2 separate regions of the Mus musculus genome follow, and region 2 is linked to region 1. Evidence: chromatin loops called from intact Hi-C (ENCODE). Cell type or tissue: heart. All regions are shown on one strand. Links, peaks and the distances in the headings refer to the core of each region. The heading gives the core; the rest is flanking DNA.

What was found. A loop is a pair of places that touch in the nucleus more often than their neighbours do. Peaks named below come from ENCODE experiments on the same cell type or tissue, not always from the same donor. Only the 100,000 strongest peaks of a DNase experiment are listed, where the experiment ranks them.
Region 2: a loop joins it to region 1, with 13 times the contacts of the local background. A loop is called at or near these places in 2 of 42 quality-filtered maps.

What each region holds. Positions count from the first base shown.
Region 1 is chr6:147,472,333-147,481,838 of GRCm38, forward strand. Ccdc91 (coiled-coil domain containing 91) reads left to right here and starts at 3,539. Exons shown (of 13, transcript NM_025911.2): 1 at 3,539-3,727. It overlaps Gm6288 (a long non-coding RNA gene), which reads right to left and starts at 3,487. Exons shown (of 4, transcript XR_869623.3): 1 at 2,784-3,487. In heart, for the core only: CTCF peaks have their summits at 3,525 and 4,174; DNase peaks (open chromatin) are centred at 3,569 and 3,989; H3K4me3 peaks cover 1,664 bases; H3K27ac peaks cover 1,582 bases.
Region 2 is chr6:147,949,076-147,958,581 of GRCm38, forward strand. No RefSeq gene overlaps it. Among named protein-coding and RNA genes, the nearest start is that of Far2, 94 kb to the right of the region's middle. In heart, for the core only: CTCF peaks have their summits at 4,416 and 6,363 (motif pointing left); a DNase peak (open chromatin) is centred at 2,736.

The DNA.
Region 1 (9,506 bases), core at 405-8,404:
TATGAACCAGAAAGCACACACATCACACATTAGATCTGCTTTGCATCATGATCTTTGACTTCCCAGCCTTCAGAGTTGTGAGAAATAACATGTCATCTATAAGTCACCCAGGGCTGTGTTGCAGCTTCCAGATGGGACTTGGAGTATTTTAGTATTCCATGGGCTTCCTTACCAGATGTATCTCCATACTCCACCTCTTTAAACAGCTCCAGAACTTGGGGCCATCTTCAGTTCCTGATTTTCCCTGCCCCTGTATTGACTTTGCTACCTACAGTATTCCAAGAAACTTTGTCCCCTTCATGACCACCTCATTCATAATTCATTACAGCTACTTCCTATCTACCTTGGTTACCTTTTACCCACACACCTCTGCTGATGTAATACCCTCAACCTTGAAGAACAAATCCTGAAGTTTTCTATTGCCTTCAGAATAGAACTCTAGTCTTTCTGTGGAGTTTGCAAAACTCTTCCTTATCTTGTCTCCTCTGAAAAATAGACAGTCCTATTTTTCCAGTGTGATTTCACATTATACCACCTGCCCTCAGTGTAATATCTATATTGAGGGTTTTGCAGAATTTCTGATTAAAATGTCCTTGATTACCAAGTGGTGGAATGCAGTAGATCCAGAAACAAAATTAACTTGGACTGTCTTTAGTTTCCTTAATAGCCATTTATGCCCATGTTCATATGTGATCTAACATTCCCTTTTGCTATCAGGTGACATCTTTGGAATGTATTTACTTAGCAGAATACCAGAATCCACTAAAGCTAAGAAAGCCATAACATCTGGAATATATAGGCAGAGACTTCTCTGCTGAGATGTAGCCTGTCTAGCTCACGTCTTCAACAATGTTTGAAAGTGGATTTATTTGACTTTATTTTGTCCTGTGACAATGAAAAGGTTATACCATCTCATCCTTGGTGGAACACATCATTTTACTGTAGTTTGAGTTACTGTTCCCAGGCCACAATTACTTATATTTGGATAGCAATAAAGTATCCCTTATTTTTTTCTTGAATGGAGGCTGTGTTTTACACTGACAGCTGTCACAGCCTGTCTCCACTATCATCTTTGCTTTCACTATATCTGCCTACAAATTGTATCTATCCTACAACTCCAGGTAAGTGAAAACATTAAGTTCACATCCTTCCTTCCATCCTCCCTTCCTTTTCTTTTCTTTCTCTCCTTCTTTGCTCTGTCTGTTCTTTGTTTGGAGCATAGTCCTCTTTCTTAGCTGGATTTGATCCTATTGATTCCTTAGGGCTTGTCTTGAGCTTTCTTTCTAATGAGCAACACTTCCTGGTTAGCCAGGTTGAGAGGAGCACTCAGCGCCTCTAATTTGGCTAGGCCCCATTTCTGATTTGATTGGATCTTTCTCTACATTTGCTCTTTTTGAGGGTGGGAGCCATACTTCTCGTCTCAGGTACTATGGGTTTGTAGTCATATGCACAACAAATGTCTAGAGCAGTGTCAGCTGGCTTGTAGAAGCACTTCGATGAGTAATCAAGATCAAGATTTGTTCTCCAGAAGTGAGACACAGAAGATATGAAAGACCTCCCTTCTTGCAGAAGGGAGTGTAACATGGTGTAGAAGAGGACCAAAGTTCCTAAAGGGTAGAACTAGCATGTGACTCAGGAATTATAGTCTATGTCCAATATCTATCCACAAAGCTTCTAGAAGACTGTTCACAGAAGTACTTCATGTAAGTGGACTCACAAAACATTATGCTAAGTGGGTCAGATCAGGCACAAAAGGTCACACTTTGTATGTAATTAGACATATCTTGAGGAAGTGGATTAATGTTGCCTAGGGCAGGTGTGATGTGTGAAGAGATGGAGGAAGGGAATAACTGCTGAGGAGCATGGAATCTCCTTTGACAGCTGGAAAGAATAAAGTTGATGTGGTGATGGGTGCTTACATGTAAGCATGTTAAACATTTAAAGATAAAATTACCAATTACTTTGTGGGGTTTCTGAGGTGAGATTCTGATGACCGATACACAGTGATCTGAAACTAGAGTGGTGGCAGTAGGGATAAACGGTCATTTTGTTGGGTCAGATGTTTCGATGGAAACCCAAAGGCATTAAAATTTCAAGCACAAAGAGAAAAGATAAGGTGACACATAGATATTGACTATCAGTTTATGAAATGCTTATTGAATGTATTTCCACTTTCTTGACTACTAGACTAGATGTAAAGGAGAAATGGGAAACAGCTTGCTGAGTATACAAAGAAGTGGTCCTTGACTTGGTGCTCAACTGGAAATTAAAAAAGTATATGTGTGTAAGGAAGCATCAAATTTCTATAAGAGAAATACAACTTATTTGTGCAAAGAATGGGCAGGATGGAAAAGGTCAGAAGAGGTGACCTGCTCAGTATTAGTTGTTCACTAAGGACTTCAAGTTGCCCAGCTCAGTGAAGGCATGTCAAGATCCTGTTGATACTTCCCACTCAGTACAGAGATTAAAGATAGTTCAGTCAATTTTGTTCAGTGGAAGGAAGAGAAAAGCAATTCCCAATAATGCTCTCTGTGTGAAGATTAGAAGTTGTCCACAGACTCACATTCAAACGATCAGGGCACTAGGCAGTAAAATATCTTGGATATATTTGGTTCATTCCCAGATTGTTACCACTTGACTAGTTCCAAGTAAATGGTATACGTTCAATAAAAATTAAGTGAATGTTGTCTAAACCATCTGAGAAGTGTGCTACCTGTTGACCATTTCTATGTAACAGTCACGACAGTCTACACAATTACTCTCCCCTTCAAACAAAAACCTACCAAGTGTATGGCATATTCCCTTCAGGAAAAGATGTTGACTGACAGCTTTGCTGTAAGGATGTGGAACAGCTAAAAAACAACTGTTTTTAGTGGAATATGAACGAACTGCTATGAGAGAGTTGATTACAAGTGCTACAGTCCTAGCGCTGAAGATCTTTAAAATCCAGTGGTTTAGAGAAGCTTTCAGCTTGGGCACGTTCAGGAACTTGAGAGTTCCGCTAAGCCGATAGGTCCAGACATCACGTCAAACATTTCTTGAGCATGTCATAGTGCCGGGTGCTTTATTCAGTTCTCACATTTTGGTTGTTTGTAAGAGGCAAAGGCTCTTCTCGTGGTAGATTCGAGTTCTGGACAGAAGAAAAATTCAGATTTGGTAGGTGGTTTTATGGGCCTGTCACTAAGAGAGATTGAGAACCTTTACTAGGAGGTAGATCTTGAGAAAGGTCAGGAAAAGCGTTAAGTCGAAGCCAATCTATAGCAGAGTCAATTACCTGAGAATCACTCAACTAGGAGGTTCTTCTTGTGGCCTAGCCAGCTGAATCTCTGTTAGGAGGAATATCTGTTGAATAGTTTGTTTTGGCTCAGGACAAAAGATAAAGACATGATGTAGTTTTTGAGGATGGTCAGGCCAGTGTATATCAGGTCAATCCACTTCACAGGTCAGGTCTCTCTTCAGATGAGGCTCAGCTGGCCTCCTCTTGGGGGGTCATGTGATGCGCCCGCGGATGCCTGGAGCGCCGCGCGCAGGCCTGGGCGGGCCTAGGTAGAAATCAACTTCCGGTGAGGATGTCCTGGACGCCGGGTGGTGTGTGGGCTGCCCGAACGTGGGTTCCTGGGCCAGCAGTCACCGGGAGGGGGGTGGTTGCGTAGCCGGTGTCCCGGAGCCAGTGTCTGAGAGCCGGGTGTGACGCGCAACAGCGCGGGGAGCACTGCGGTGGGCGCAGGTAATCGGGTGCTCGCCGTCTGGGTCCGGGTCTCGGCCGCGGGTGGGAACGTGACCAAGTTACTGCGAGTCGCGAGGCCGCGGCCGGGCGACTCACGGGACCTGGGTCAGGGAGACACCTCGCTCCCGCCCTCGCCCGCGGGGCCCTGCACTTGGGTAGTCCCGAGTGGAGAGCCATAGTAAGTCCGCTTGTTGTCCGCGCTGTAGTTGCCCCGGCGGAACGGAAGTGTTGACCCTGATGCGGTTCCCGTCGGTGCCGAGCGGCGCACCCCTTCCGGTCTCAGACCTTGGGAAAGCGCGCACTGTGCACTCGGAGTTCTGGAGAGCTGATCGCTGGACACACCCTCAGTGGCGTCTCGGGTTCTCACCCCAGGCGAGCATCGTGCGGAGCGCTTGGCCTCTGTCTGTTACACACCTTTCCCCGCCCCCCCAGGATGCCGCGTCTGCGCGGCTGCCTCCGCAGGAGGGAGCTTTGCACAAGAGTTGTCAGCTGCTCTGACAGCTCTGGGATGGTGAGGCCGCCGTGATCTTGGCCCTCCGCTCTGGGGAAGTGAAGGCTTTGGGCTCAGCTTAGGTCCCTCAGAGGCCGCCCACGAATTCCGACTTATCCCTCCACTGTGCAGACATTGACACGTCTTCGCCCCTAGTTTTAAACTTCCCGGCTCTGTGGAAGGCTATGGAACATGTTTGCATGCTGCGTGGTTGAGGGATTGCCATCTTGTCACAGGGTGGGTCAGCTGTCACCTCAGGATTTAAGACAAAAGCCTGCAGAGTACTCACAGTTTCCTGGGCGACAGAAACCGAGGAGAAGTGCACTTGTAGTCATCTTAGCCACACCTTGTGTTGCTTTTGGGGTTGTTTGAACCTCACCTGTTGGGATAAATGGCTCAGGAAGATGCTAGGTCCGCTGCACCTTGGTGCCACTATGTGGTGTGTTAATGTGTGAAGAATTGCCTGGTGAGAGGTGAGGAAGTTTGGTGTCTCCTAGGATGTCTAGAGATGTTTCAGTGGGCTGGGAACTGTGAACTGGTTGCCTAGCAACACCATACTCCAAATTGGAAAAAAACATAAAACAAAATGAGAAAGTCCAGGATTTTTGAGTTTTTAAGAAAAATATTAATCATCATAATACTTCACAGAAAAAGAAAACTTTAGGAAATCACCTAGAGAAGCATCCATTGTTTGTTCTCTCTCTCTCTCTCTCTCTCTCTCTCTCTCTGGGGTGTGTGTGTGTGTGAGAGAGAAAGAGCCTGTCATCAATTGGGACATTTTATTGAACACCCAGGTACTATCAGATTTGTAAAGAATATAGGATTTTTATTAATAAAGGAAACTTTGAAGGGAATCTCTCTCTATGACACAAGCCAAGTGGGAATCAATTAAGGTGGGTGAGATCTTTCTATTAATGAAAAAGGAGGAAAAATGTTTAAGTTCTAAGGATCACAATCACAGTGCCCTGCTGGCTACTGTTTCCGTATAACTTACCATTAAGTGTTGTCTTTCCTGTAGGATGTAAACGTTTGAAAGGCCACTCTGTATTAATGTGCATGTTAACTTGGTACAGTTTAGGGTTCGGGTTCTGGTTGTCTCCTTTCTTCAGTTTCCAATAACTTGGGTTTAGTTTATTTGAACTAGAGTTGATGTACCTTTTCTTGAAGGACATTTCTTAGAGTTTAGTTCAGGGTAAACTAATTCAGTATGTCTTCGTGTGCACTCACTCTTACAAGTGTGCCTGGTCATATAACATCACCACGGTTTGCTCATTGGGATCCCCCAGGATGGCTACAGATTCATCCTCTGTTGGGTTTTTCCTCTCTGGAGTCATGTAAGTGGAAAGATGAAGCACAGTCCCTTGTTCGTACTTTTTCCCCCCAGAATGCTTTTCTAGCCCTTTTGGTGTCTCCGTAAAAAGGGGACATGGTACTTCTGTCTGTGAGTAGGCCACAGTGTAGTCACTCACTCACTAGTTGGTGGACATTTAGGAGTTTCTGAGTTTTGTGTTTTGGGATGAAGCTGTTAGTAAAAATGCATTTTGGGGGGACAGTCATATTTAAGTCTTTAGAGAGAAAAGTTCTCATTTTCTTTGGTTCAGTGTTGAGAAGCAGGGTGCTGGACCAGGTGGCAGCTGCATGGGTAACGTTTTAGCTCTGCTGTTTACCCTGGTGGCTGCTGTGTGCTGCAGTCCTGCCAGTGAGATGCATGGTTCATGTTGCCATGTGTCAGTTAGGCATTTTAGCTCCTGCTTTAGCTACTTCCGAAGGAGTTTCCTCATGAGTCATTGAGTTTTCGTTTTTTAAATTTGAGGTTCTCAAATAGCCCACTCTGCCTTCAACTGGCTCCGTAGTTGAAGCTAGCCTTGAACTCCTGATCATCCTGCTGTCACCTCCTGAGGCTGGGATTACAGCTGTGTGCCTCCATGCCGGGATCTCACAGATGATTTTGAGATTCTAGTTAACTAACTTGTAAGACATTTTCCTGTGCTGTTGTTGCTGTTTGTATGTTCTTTCAAGAGGCATCCCTCCAAAGTGTTTTGTGAGTTTTTAATTGTCTAATTAAAAAAATCCTATACAATCTGGGCACAAACTTTAGTTTTACATATACATGTGTGTGTGTGTGTGTGTGTGTGTGTGTGTGTGTGTGTGTATAATGTGTATGTATGTCCACAAGTGTTTTCTTTGAGTCTGCCACTTGCTTCTTTTCCTGACACGTGAAATGTGTGAGTGAAATTTCAGTTTTGATGAAATCCATTGGATCAGTTCTTTTTCCTTTTTTTAAAAAATTAATTTGTACACTGTCCAAGGTTGCAAAGAATTTCTGTTTTTCTCTAGACCTTTTCTAGTTTTAGATATTGTGTTTAGGATATGCTGTCAGTTACTCTTCCTTTATAATGTAAGGTGTAGGCTGTGGCTTTCTTTGAGCCTTTCCTTTACAGATGCATGAATTTGGCTGCATCTGAGGGAAACTTTCTTACTGTCCTTGAGCAGGATTCTTGTTGGCACTTTGTGAGAAGGCAATTCACTGTGTACGTGTGGCTCTGTCTCTTTCTGGCATTCTCTTCTGTTTCATCATTCTGTGCATCTCTAGTTTTATAGAATGTCTTAAAGTCAGAAGGCTTCATTCTCTAGCTTGGTTACTTTTCAAATTGTTTCAAATGTTGTAGCTTCTTTTCTTCCTGTATAACTCTTAGAGGCAGCCTGCTTTCTCTATTGTAGGGGTTTGGTTAGGAGTGCGTTGAAGTTATACATCCCTTTGGGGTGGCTGGCATCTTAGGTGTCTTTAATCTGCTAGGTGATTCTGTTTATGCAGGATTTAGGTTTCTCTTAATGTTTTTCACTTTCAGCGTAAAAATCTTATTTCTGTTTTGTTTCATTTGTATGTGTGTTCATTTGCTGCTACTGTAAATGATATCCACACACATGTACATTTCTAATTATTGCTACTGTTATAACTATTGAGGTTTACATGCTCTTGAACCCTACAGTGTTGTTCAACTCACTTGTTAGTACATGTGACCTTTATGGACTCCTTGTGATTGTCTACGTATGCACGTATCCATCCACAGAGGCTGTTTAATTTTGTATTTCCCAACTGTTTGCATTTTATTATCTCATTGCACTGCTAAGAGTTCTAGTTATGCTGAATAAGAAGTCTCAGAAGACATTCGTGACTGGTAATTTTCTTTAAAGAAAACATGTAGTCTATTTTTTCTTTTATCATTTTGATCAGATTGAGGAAATTATCTTTGACTCCTCGTTTGTTTAGAACTTTTACAATTCAATCATAAACAGTTGTTGTATTGCTTCGTCTCTTTGTAGAAATCATTGTTAGTTATGGTAAAAAATTACCCTACTGTTATTCTGAGAAGGCTGCTGCTTACATTTTGGTGCTCTCCATATTGTTTTTCATTGTGAAGATTATTAAGCAAAATTATAAATACTTTATATTTTAATCCCTTTTTTTGAAGTCTTGCATTTTGAGTAATTTAATTTACTAGGGCGATTTTGTACCTTGTTTGCAATGTCATTCTTTACACACGTTTCATTGTCAGTACAGTTATAAATCATTGTTATTCTCTCATTATAAATCACTGTCACTAAGTTATAAATCATTGTCGGTACTATTATAAATTACTCCACTGGAAATAACTTGAAGTCTGTCTTCCCTCTTTATTAAAATGAAATTTCCTTGAGTTCTTTGAGAGTGGGTCTATAAAAATGTTCAAGTTGCCAGTTTTGATGGTGTTCTCTAGTAAATCCAGGGTGTGTCTTTTTGCTGATTGCTTCCCTTCCCGTCTATCTGTATACACTGTACTCTTTGTTGATCATTGTTTGTCTCAGCTTTTTTTTTTTTTTGAAACTGGACATATAAAAATATATTATGTGTTCTCTCTGAGTGTTTGCTCATTTCTCTTCCTTGGAATTTGGTCTTGTTGCTGTTTGTTTGCATAATAATCTTGTTCTTGATATACCATGGAAGCTCTGTGTCCTCATGTGCAGCCACTGAAGTCTGTTTAGATTACGAGCCACACACAATCATTTCCATTGAGGTGTAGAGCTAATGCATCTAGCCTCTGCCAAGGATCCCTGAGTGATGGTGCAGGGTAGTAATGCTCATGTGAGCAGACTGTAACTGCCTTAGTCTTCATTTGTCACTTGTGCAGAGCCAGAGAAAAAGTCTCTCTCTCTCTCTCTCTCTCTCTCTCTCTCTCACACACACACACACACACACACACACACACACACACACACACACGACCTGTAGCATGCATACACAGCTTTATGAATAAACTTGGTCGTTTAGATTTTCAGAAAAGTGTTGGATCTTTTAAGAATAATTTGTAAACATGCTACTCTTCCAGTTCTTACCTTTGTATGTTAGCTAGGCCTGTGTGCATGCAGCTGTCACCACCGGGGAAAGGTTGCTGTCCTGGCAACCTGAGTGAGAGCAAATGCAGGTAAGCACAGGAGCAGCATTTCCAGGGAGCAGCCGGGCAGGTCAAGAGTGGCAGCTTCTGAGGATGGGCCTTTGGAAGAGTTCCTGGTGGGTCCCAGGCTGCTGGGGTTCCCTGTGCTATGAACCTGCTGTTTTCTCAGGTTATGAGTGCTGGGGAGAAAGCGTGAGGGTAGGAGGGCTATGAACCTGCTGTTTTCTCAGGTTATGAGTGCCGGGGAGAAAGTGTGAGGGTAGGAGGGCCCGCAGTGTCAGAACCTCTGTTCTGACTGTCAGTGCTGATTTTTGGACATAAGCGTCCTGGGTTATTGCAAGCCTTGGATTGGTGCCGGGTCATGAGCTTGTTGACTGGCAGTTGTTCTAAAGCCTGGAATCAGCTCCCTCCTTAGCAGGGCACTGCAGAGCAGTGAGGGGGCTCTATGTGGAAAGACTCAATGGAGTGGGAAGCAGATCTGGTGAGGTGAGACAGACACACTGCTCACTGTAATAAACTATGTGTCCTCTTCAAGACTGTCACTAGCTAGTATGTGACACTGTTTCTGTGTAGCCATGTTTGCTCACACAGATGTTACCACAGTTTTAGGTTTGTGAATTACAACTGGATTGCCAGAGTCATTTTGCTCAAAGGGAAAGTGGAAAACAAAACAAGCCATTTATTGCATTGTGTCCTATGACTGAACGTATTGCTTAGGGGAAATTGAGTTTTCTGCATAAGGAATTCCCCAGTAAAAGACAGCCAGAGCCCATTTCTCCCTTGATTGGGTGAAAATATCTAGATGTGTTTTTGTATATTTTCATGATTTAGTTGCTGAAGGTAACTGATTTTTTTT
Region 2 (9,506 bases), core at 637-8,636, 480 kb after region 1:
ATCTAGAAATACCTGGCATATGGCAGGCACCACATAACTAATTACTATTATTATGTGTAGGCGACCAGGTTGCAAGAACAAGGTAAGTTTCCCAGCATCCTCTGAGCTGTACTTGATTCCACCATAATTCTATAGTGTGTTTTATTGTATTTTTTTTAACCTGACATCTTTGCCCTTAAGGAGTTTGAAGCATTCTGCATGATTCTCTCAGAAGTTATTTGGTAATATTTAAAAGCATCCTTTCTGGAATACAGGGAAACTGAGGAACTAATTGTACAGCTAATTTAATTGCGGGGAGAAGGCCAAATGCTCCCCCTATCTCTTTTGATGCCCATCCTTTCAACTAAAGCCACTTGGCTTCCAAGCTAGTTCAAGGTCCTGTTTGCTGTGGAAGTCATACCACCTCAGCTTTGGCTTTTAACTTTGTGTAGCCCCAATACATAGAAGAAACTTCTGGTAATGCCTCAGGAGACCAACAAAGAGCTGAGGAGATTCCTATGACTACCAGACACAACTACATCAGTCCACACATCAGAACCCATCAACAGTCCTTCATTTCTCCACTTCTCTATGGGAAGCTGGTTGGGACGTTGATAAGCAGGAGCATAGTATGCAGCCAAGAAGAGGAATCTCAGGGGCCACTTATGTCATCTTCCAAGAAAATAATAAGATGTAAGAGAATGAAAAAAAAATGTGTTGTTGGCTCTGGAAATCCTAAGTTTTGTGGAAAAATGGAGTTCCCAGGCCCTGGGCTGCTCTGAACTCCTTACTCCAAAAACTCTTACTTTCCAAAGCAATTGCTCCTTTCAGAGTTAAGATTCACTTGTCCTAAGGTGAGCCGTGGGTCCCAGGAAAGATCGATGGCCATCTCAGCACTCCAGAACCACGAAGTTCTGTGAAATACATCTGACACTTTGCTTTAATGACTGGAATTATTAAGTCCTGTGAGAACATGCTGTGTAGGATAGATTGAGTGGTTGGTTGATTGATTCTGAGATTTTTTTTTTATTTTTGGTCTAAGCAAAGACTACATGGGACAGAAGCAGGCATATGAGCAAGAGGAAGCCATAGCCCTGTGCAGCTAGGTGGAATCCCCATTCCTGGCAATTGGTCCAATTAGGGTGAGAGTTGAGGTTTCAATTGCTTTACAGGGGTCTGTTTTCCTACAGTCTGTACACAAAGTATCATGTTCTGGGCTTCAGGAATTCTGCAGTTGGTAGAGTGTTTGCCCTGGCATGTCCAAGATGGCCCAGCACTGCCTAGACCAGCTATGCAGGTGCACAGGTGCTCACCTACAACCTCAGCATTTAAGAAATTTAAGGTCACCTCATCTACATAGGGAGTTCCAGGCCAGCATGGGCTACATGAGAACCTATCAGAGAAGGGGGGAGGGGAGGGGGAAAGGGAAAAGGGAGAGAGGGGGAAAGAGGGAAAAGGAAAAGGGAGGGAGAGGGAGGGGAGGGAGAAAGCAAGCTTGTTCCATGTTTGGACAAGCTTTGTCACCTGTCACAGTACAACACCTATTCTGCAAGCTGTCTATGCAAAGGTCACCCTTAGGGAGCAGGTGTCTGTCTGGCTGAGCTTACTGCTTCCATCCTGGGTGGGCCAGTCCCATAGGTTTGAACATAAACACTTCCCAGTATTTTTCAAGTGTTTGAGTTTCTAAAAGGTGCCTGGCCTGCCTTCTTGAATCCTGTACTCAAGCCCCTGTATGTTTAGAGGGAAATCCAATCTACACGTCTCCGATATGCTTCCACTTAACACATCAAAATACTGTTTTGTGAAAACCATTGGGCATCCAGGTTCTTCAGCAGTTCTTTTCAATGGACCTTTTAAAAAACTCTCCCTACATCAGTTAGAAAGAGGATGTCCTGTGTGTTCCAAAAGTTAAAAAGAACTTGAACCTCAAAGACAAAAAAAAAAAAAAAAGTGTCTGGCATCCTACCTGCAGCTCCAAGTCCACAGGGTTCCAGAGGGTTCTATACTGGCAAGTCCTGCCATGTTTCTCAACACAAGCTCAAAACACTCTGGGCACGCCCACCTCTACTTTAGGTGAGATATAAAACACCAGCGATCAGGGAACCATGGTGACCAGACTGCACATAACAGAAGCCCTTAGTGCTGTGGTAAGACATTAAAATCTGCAGCAGGAGCCTGGCTGCATCCATGCCTTGGGGGTGGATTTGATGACTCTAAGTGCTTTGTCAATTACAGGTTCCCCAGGACTCCTAAGTCCTTTCTTTTTTAAAAATAGAAAGGGAGAGGTTTGGGCCAAAGGTGCTGTGTTGCTACAGAACCCAAATGAAAGCAAGGCCAGAAGACTTAGCTGAAAACCCAGGGGCTTACAGGGTGCAGGGAGAGAACAAGGCTCTCTCCTCCAAGACTATAATTATGGGATGACTTTACATGAGGACCTTGCCAAGGGCCCTGCCCTCCCAAGTGCTTGCTGAAGGCTTTATTTTCCTGCCCAGGGTCTCCAACCTAAGCCCATTAGAGAGACACTGAGTCATTCAGGTTCGCTTGGCATTTGTGGGTCCTCTGCCAGTTCTGTACTTTAAGAATCTCATAAAAGCTTTTTTTCCCCTAGTACTGTTTTGACATGATTTTCTATAGTCACCTGAAGATAAATATTCTCTGTAATAATGCTCTAACACTGGTAAATCCTAGCTACTGCCTTGACACCAAGTCCTCACTGTTGAGCCAGGGTGTTGAGCTGGTCAGTTGGTCAAGTGCTTGTTGCCCAAGCACAGGGTTTAGTAATCACATGGGCAGCATTCTTGAAATCCCAGCTCAGACAAGCAGATACTTGGGGCACTGCCCAGCCTAACCTAGTTGGTGAGATTCAATGAGAAACTCTGTTTCAAAAACAAAGATCACAAAAACAAGGAATGACACCCAAAGTTGTCACATACATCAGTGTATGTGCATATATATGTGTATGTTTGTGCATGTGTGTATACACATGTGTATGTGTGTACATGTGTATGTGTGTGAATGTGTGTGCACATGAGTATGTGTGTGCATGTATATGTGTATATATGTGTATACATGTGCATGTGTGTACATGTGTATCTGTGTGAATGTGTGTGCACATGAGTATGTGTGTGTGCATGTATATGTGTGTATGTGTATATATGTGCATGTGTGTGCACATATGTATGTGTGTTCCTGTGTATATGTGTGAATGTGTGTGCACATGTGTATGTGTGTATATGTGCATGTATGTGTATACATGTGTGTGTGTGCGTGTGTGTGTGTGTGTGTGTGTGTGTGTGTGTGTGTGTGTTTGGAGAGTGAGAGGAGAAGGGTAGAGGAGGTTATCCTCAGTGTTGTGTCAATCTGCTTTTCTGTTTACAAGCATAAACACGGGGAACTGGACTGAGGCAGTTGAGAGTCAGCCTTGAGAACTCCCAAGTTTCTTGCTCTACCCTGCACTCCTCCAGTGTTAAAGGCCAAGGGACTCTCTCTTCTGTGTTTAGGACCCAATGGTTGTATGCCTATGTAACAGGGGCAGCTTCCTGGTCCCATGTCTCATCCTCTCCCACCTGTGCCTCAGTACCACATTGTGGTCAGCACACAAAGTGTTTCCCTTTCCCTTAGTATTTAGGCATTTCTGCTCACTGCAGCATCAGCAAGCATCATCATGCCAGACTTTGGAAGCAGTGGCAGCAAGCATCATCATGCCAGGCCTTGGGAGAGATCAACACCATGGTTCACACCAATTCTCATGCCTAAGGCTTTAGAACTGAGCACTCTACAAACAACTCTAGAGCCACGGTGTTCTGCGTTCTCCTTTAGGTGGGTATGTGTATGACTCAACATATGCTCCTTTCTCACATACACACAGAAGCCTGGCCTGTGGGAGGCCTCAGAGTTCGGGAAGCCTCTGCCTGGGAGACATCCTGGCACTGGGGTATTCTGGAGTTACAAAAGATGCACGGCTTTCTGTTGGCTTTCTTCCCTATGTGCGGCCCTGGTGACTGCCCAGGGAGAGGAAAGCCCCTCACTCCCCCAGGACTTGAGGCACCTTCCTGTTCCTTGGCTGCATTTACAAAATCTCCCTGAATAATCAAGCGGCTCTCATGATTTCAGCTTCCCTGGGGAAGGCTCTGGCAGTCCCTGGCAGTGCAGTGCACAAGGTTTGGGGTCTGGGTGGGGGTGGGGGTGGGGTTGGGGACAGAGTGGAGAACTGGAGCTCAGGAGCACAGTTTTGAGCCAAGCTGATTTCTATTACCTTGGGTATGTGAAAGCAGGAAGAAATGTCACATTATCCGCCCCCCCCCAGCTTTGCGTGCCTTGCCTGGCATGGAGTCTGCCAGTTTAGACCACCTATAATGCAGACCTGCAGACCTGGAAGAAAACACTCTCTGTGATAAACACACCCAGGCATCTGTGAGGCAAGAATGCCCTCTAACGGAAGTGTGAAGAATGTCGGTGATTTACCTTCTTTCTATTTAACTGGCAACAATTCTGCCCCATTTTACATCTTGGGTTCAAAGCTCATGTTTACATTCAAATACATCTATCAGGAGGACCTGGTAAGCTGCCAAAAGATTCTTCTGTGGCTCTGTCTCCCATGAATCCTAGTTCCTGCTTATAATTTTTATCCTTACTTATGATTGAGAAATGAAGGGTTTCTGGGCTTAATTTCACTCAGGTTTTGAGATGAGGTAGCCACAGTGTTTTTAGCCCCATCGTCCTCTGAGAAGTGCCCATGCTTTTTCCTAAAGTCATGTGTTAACCATTTAGCCAATTCTACTTGGCTCAGAGCACCCTGAAGTCCTCTTATGATGATGCAATGTCGCAAAGTCCAAGTTGATCTGTGTGGGTCGGCATAGGAGAGCTCCGTTCAGACTTGCTGACTGCACTTACTGAGAAAAACCCACATAGGCATATTCCAGAAGCAGTGCCGATTAACTCAAATTGAACCCCAGATCAGGCTAAGCTTGTTGGGCATTACATGCCTCTCTCCTCTGTGAGTGAACTAAGCCATTAATACTTAGACAGTAGAGACAGCTGCTTGGATTCTGGGCCATGTCTGAAGGGCCTTTTCACCCTGTCACTTGGCCGAGACGGTGGCTCAGACAAGAAATGGATTCAGCTAGCTTCCCATGCCATCCAAGCAGAACCAGGTCATGTGTAAGAACGGCAAACCATGGGCTTCCAAGAGCTATGGAAATTGGTGGAGCTTGCTGTCACTAGAAGCAAGACTTATAGACCAGCATTTCTTCTCATTTCTTTGTTAGACTGGAAATGACTACCTGGCCTGTAGGTGTGTGACTTATAACCGGACCCCTGAGCCTGAACCTGAACCAGGAGGGACACCCACTCAACTCAAGAGTAGAGTTGTCTACTCTACTCTTGAGGTTTGTCTCTCACTTTTGTGGTTCATAACATTAAATCACTGTGAGGCTGGGAAATGACTCAGCATAAACATGAAGACTGAGCTAGATTCTCAGCACATGTTAAAAAAGGAAAAAGAAAAAAGAGAGAGAAGAGGAAGGGAAGGAAGGAAGGAAGGAAGGAAGGAAGGAAGGAAGGAAGGAAGGAAGGAAGGAAGGAAGGAAGAAAAGGAGGAAGGGAAGGAGGGAGGGAGGGAGAGAGAGCAGTCCAAGTTCAGTGGAGCACACCTGTTCTCTCTTTCTCCTGCAGGGGAGACAGAGGCAGGAAAACCCCTGGAACTGGCTCAGAGTCTCTTTGTGCTTAGAAACAAAATTCTGACATCTCCTCTGTGGGGCTCGCCATGGCAATCACTCTGTATTTTAAACTTTGAATGCCTCATGCAGGGTAGAAGCCCTGTAGCCCCATGTGCCTGTGAACCCAAACCTCCTTCATCTTTCTTGAGAGTGCTCCCTGCTTTAGGATAGAATGAGAATAAAAACCTCAGGGGTCTTCTGTGGAGATATTTCCAGGCTCCAGCAGGGAGTGAATTCAGTCTTTGCCTGGCTCCTGGGACAGAGTCCAAAGCAGAGAGCAGGAGGGGTTGGTGATCCATGCAGTTGACACAATACATATACAGTGCTGTGGGTCAAGGTGCAAGTGGATTGAAGGAGCTCTGTGTGGGCTCAGGACATGTCCACAAAGCACATTGTGGGCGGCCTGGCCTCAGGGTTACATAGAGAACTGTGTGGCAAGATCCTCGTGTGACCTCTGCCCAAAGTTGACTCAAGTCTGTTCCAGCCAAATGTTATTCATCTCTCATTTTTAAGAGTTAGATAGCTGCTCACCAACTCCCCAAAGGCCTGGAGCTGATCAAACTTCAGAAGGAGCCAAAAACCAAAGCAAAAAAAAAAAAAAAAAAAAAGCGTTTAAGTAATACCTGGTGATTGTCTATAAACTTACCTTTGGGGCCCTCCAGTGGTTACCAGAAAAACTGAGCACTCAGGCTCCAGTCCCTCAGAAATGATTCAGTCAACCGTCAACCACACAGCCAATATCCCATGTCACAGCATCTAAGAGAAAGTGTCTCAGAGGGTGGGGGTAGGGGTGGGCAGGATAGAATCCTGCTATTCCATGACTGTAGAGAGCCATATATGGGATGGCAGACAACCCAATTTGTTCTGCTTCTTCCTCTCCTCAGACGCAGGGTTTCCACATCCCTCTCTACCTGCCCAGCTACCGAGTGTGTGTGTGTCTGTGTGTGTCTGTGTTCGTGTGTGTGTGTGTGTGTGTGTGTGTGTGTGTGTATGTGTGTGTATACATATGTGTGTATGTATGTGTGTGCATATATGTATGTGTATTTGTTTATATATGTATGTGTGTACACACATATATTTGTTTATATGTGTATAATGTGTATATATGTATGTATGCGTGTGTATGTATATGTGTGTGTGTGTATATGTATGTGTGTATTTGTGTATGTGTATGTAGATGTATGTGTATGTATTTGTGTATGTATATGCGTATGTGTATGTATGTGTGTGAAAGTTTGTATATATGTGCATATATGTGTATTATATGTATGTGTGTGTATTTGTGCATGTGTGTATTATATGTATGTGTGTGTATTTGTGCATGTGTGTATATATGTGTATGTGTAAATATGTGTATGTGTGTGTGTATATGTGTTGTGTGTGCACATGCACATGTGCAGTTGAGAGCTCAGTGAGATGTAGCCAGGTATCTGGGACAACTGCTTCCTCCACAAGTGTGATTTTTAGTTGTACCACTCCTGGTGGACTTTATAAATGTGGTTCTCTTTGTTATTTCCTTTTGTGACTTTCTTACCCAGTGTTTGGTGACTGCCTCTTTGGTCTTCTTCTTCCTAACTGGTGGTCTCTCTAACACATGGTCTATTGATATGAGGTAAAAGATGATTATGTGCAATGACTTCATGACAAATGTTTCCTTAGCACCTGCTGTGGTTGTTGGGATACTCCCACACCCCAGTGGAAAGCTAAGTTAATATTCTCTCTCTTTTCCTTCTTCCCTCTCTTCCTTCCTCTCTCCTTTCTCCTTTTCAATCTTCTACCTCCAGAAGATTTAACTGAAAAGTCACCTGGGGAACTAATAGATATTGTAGCATTAAAATTAAAATTAATTTTCTGTCATATATATAGTCATAAAAAAAATCTCTTGCTTCATATTTATTTGTGAAGATTTACCAATTGGGGTTTTCTTTTTCAGGATTGAAGTAGAACTTTTCCGGTACTCTGCCATTCCAGCTCCATTCAGATTTCTCAAAACAAAACCATTCCTCCAACACTTGAGTTCTGAAATCTTTTCCATGGTTTCCTGGGAGAGGCGACATTTGGATACTGTGACACTCTGAGAGTGTTAGGGAGAGGTGGAGTACAGAAGTTCCTGATGAAAGGTTAGATGGGTGGGGCAGAGAACCCAGGGGAAGAGGAAACAATCTAGCATGAGCTGAGAGGTGGGACCTGGAGCTGCACAACATTGTGCCAGGGTGTCGTGCTGTAGATCTTGAATCAAACCTGCCGAGTGGGTGTCAGATCTAGCACAGAACTAAATAGCTCAAGTTCAGGGGTTATGTCATTTTTAAAAGAAATGAGAGTGGACTGGTGTGGGGTCTCATACCTGCCATAACAGCCCTGTGGAGGCTGAGGCAGAAGGATCCTTACAAGCTCCAGGCTAATGTGGCCTATAGAGTGGAGCCTTCTCTGAAAGACAACAACAGAAAGAAAAGTGAGTGGACCGATGACTGAATGGATGCACAAGTTTAGCAAGCTCAGCTACTGCTGCTCCATGCGGCTCTATGCGCTGTTCTCCATCTTACTTATATTAGGCAGTGTCACAGACATTCTCAATCCTGTCACTCCTGTCCTTTATTCTTCTGCAGTGTGGCATTCCCTCCCTTTACCAACCGATGAAATGTGGGTGAGCTCATGATCACTGTCAGGGTCATGGTGAGCTGGGTCGCCATAGGTTGGGCCATAAAAGGCAGTGCCTTTCCCACTGTCTCTTGGAATCGATCCTAATGCATAGCTCTGCACAGCATCCCTACAGAGACCTGAAAAGGAGTCAACAGGAGTGTGTTCTTGTGGCGGAGATGCTTTAGGACATGGAAGGCTAGCCAGTGGACTTTCCTTCAGTCTGAAGTAGGCCTCTTAAACTTCCCACTTAGAACTCCTTTTGCATGATAAGTTTTACATTACCTCAGGTAAATGTTACAAGTATATAAAAATAAATATATATTAAACATTAATAAAACCATAGAGAATACTATTTAAAATTATCCATATATATGACTATGGGTATATCCTGAGAGGTAGGACTGGGTATGTTATAGATCAGTTTATACCTTTTAAAGATGAAATTGAAATTGCTTTCAATTTTACGTGCTAACCAGAGAGAAGTACTTATTCTTTTCATAAACAAATCTTGGCTGATATTTGATGCTGCAGGACACAGAGTATCAACGTTTCTTCAGAGTTGATTAATACTTTGATCTCAGAAATGATCAGTAGTGAGCATGTAACTTCACACCAATACCTCCTACCAGACAGCAGAAGTAAGCTCAGAGATATTTTGGAAATGGTTGGAAACTCTGTCCTAATCCCAAACTAAAACTAACTTAACGATATCTTATGAAACTCAAGTCAATATCTCCAACAACAGTTTTTAAGCCAAATGTTATAGCACAACAAGATCCAAAGATACACTAATTTGATAAATAGTAAAATATAAAAAGTCTTTGTATCCTGTAATTATGTCATTGTATTTCTGTAACAGCAGTAGATTTTGCACACACAGTAAACATGCTAAGGTTTGTAACATGCAGTATTATGAGGTGTGAGCCTAGGTGTCTCAGGCAGGACTCATCAGTATTCTGTGGCATAAGGCACATACACTGGGAAGTGTGTGTGCTCTGTGTTCAGAACCAAGGCTATGATGAGGTCATTTAATGCTACATGGGCAAGTGCAGCCAGATATACCTTGGACTCCTTATGTGTTTTATGTGGAGTTAATGTTTGTTTATTATACATTTGGAAGTCTTTACTGTTGCCAAAATTTTCATGTCCCCATGCTTATGTCCCACATAT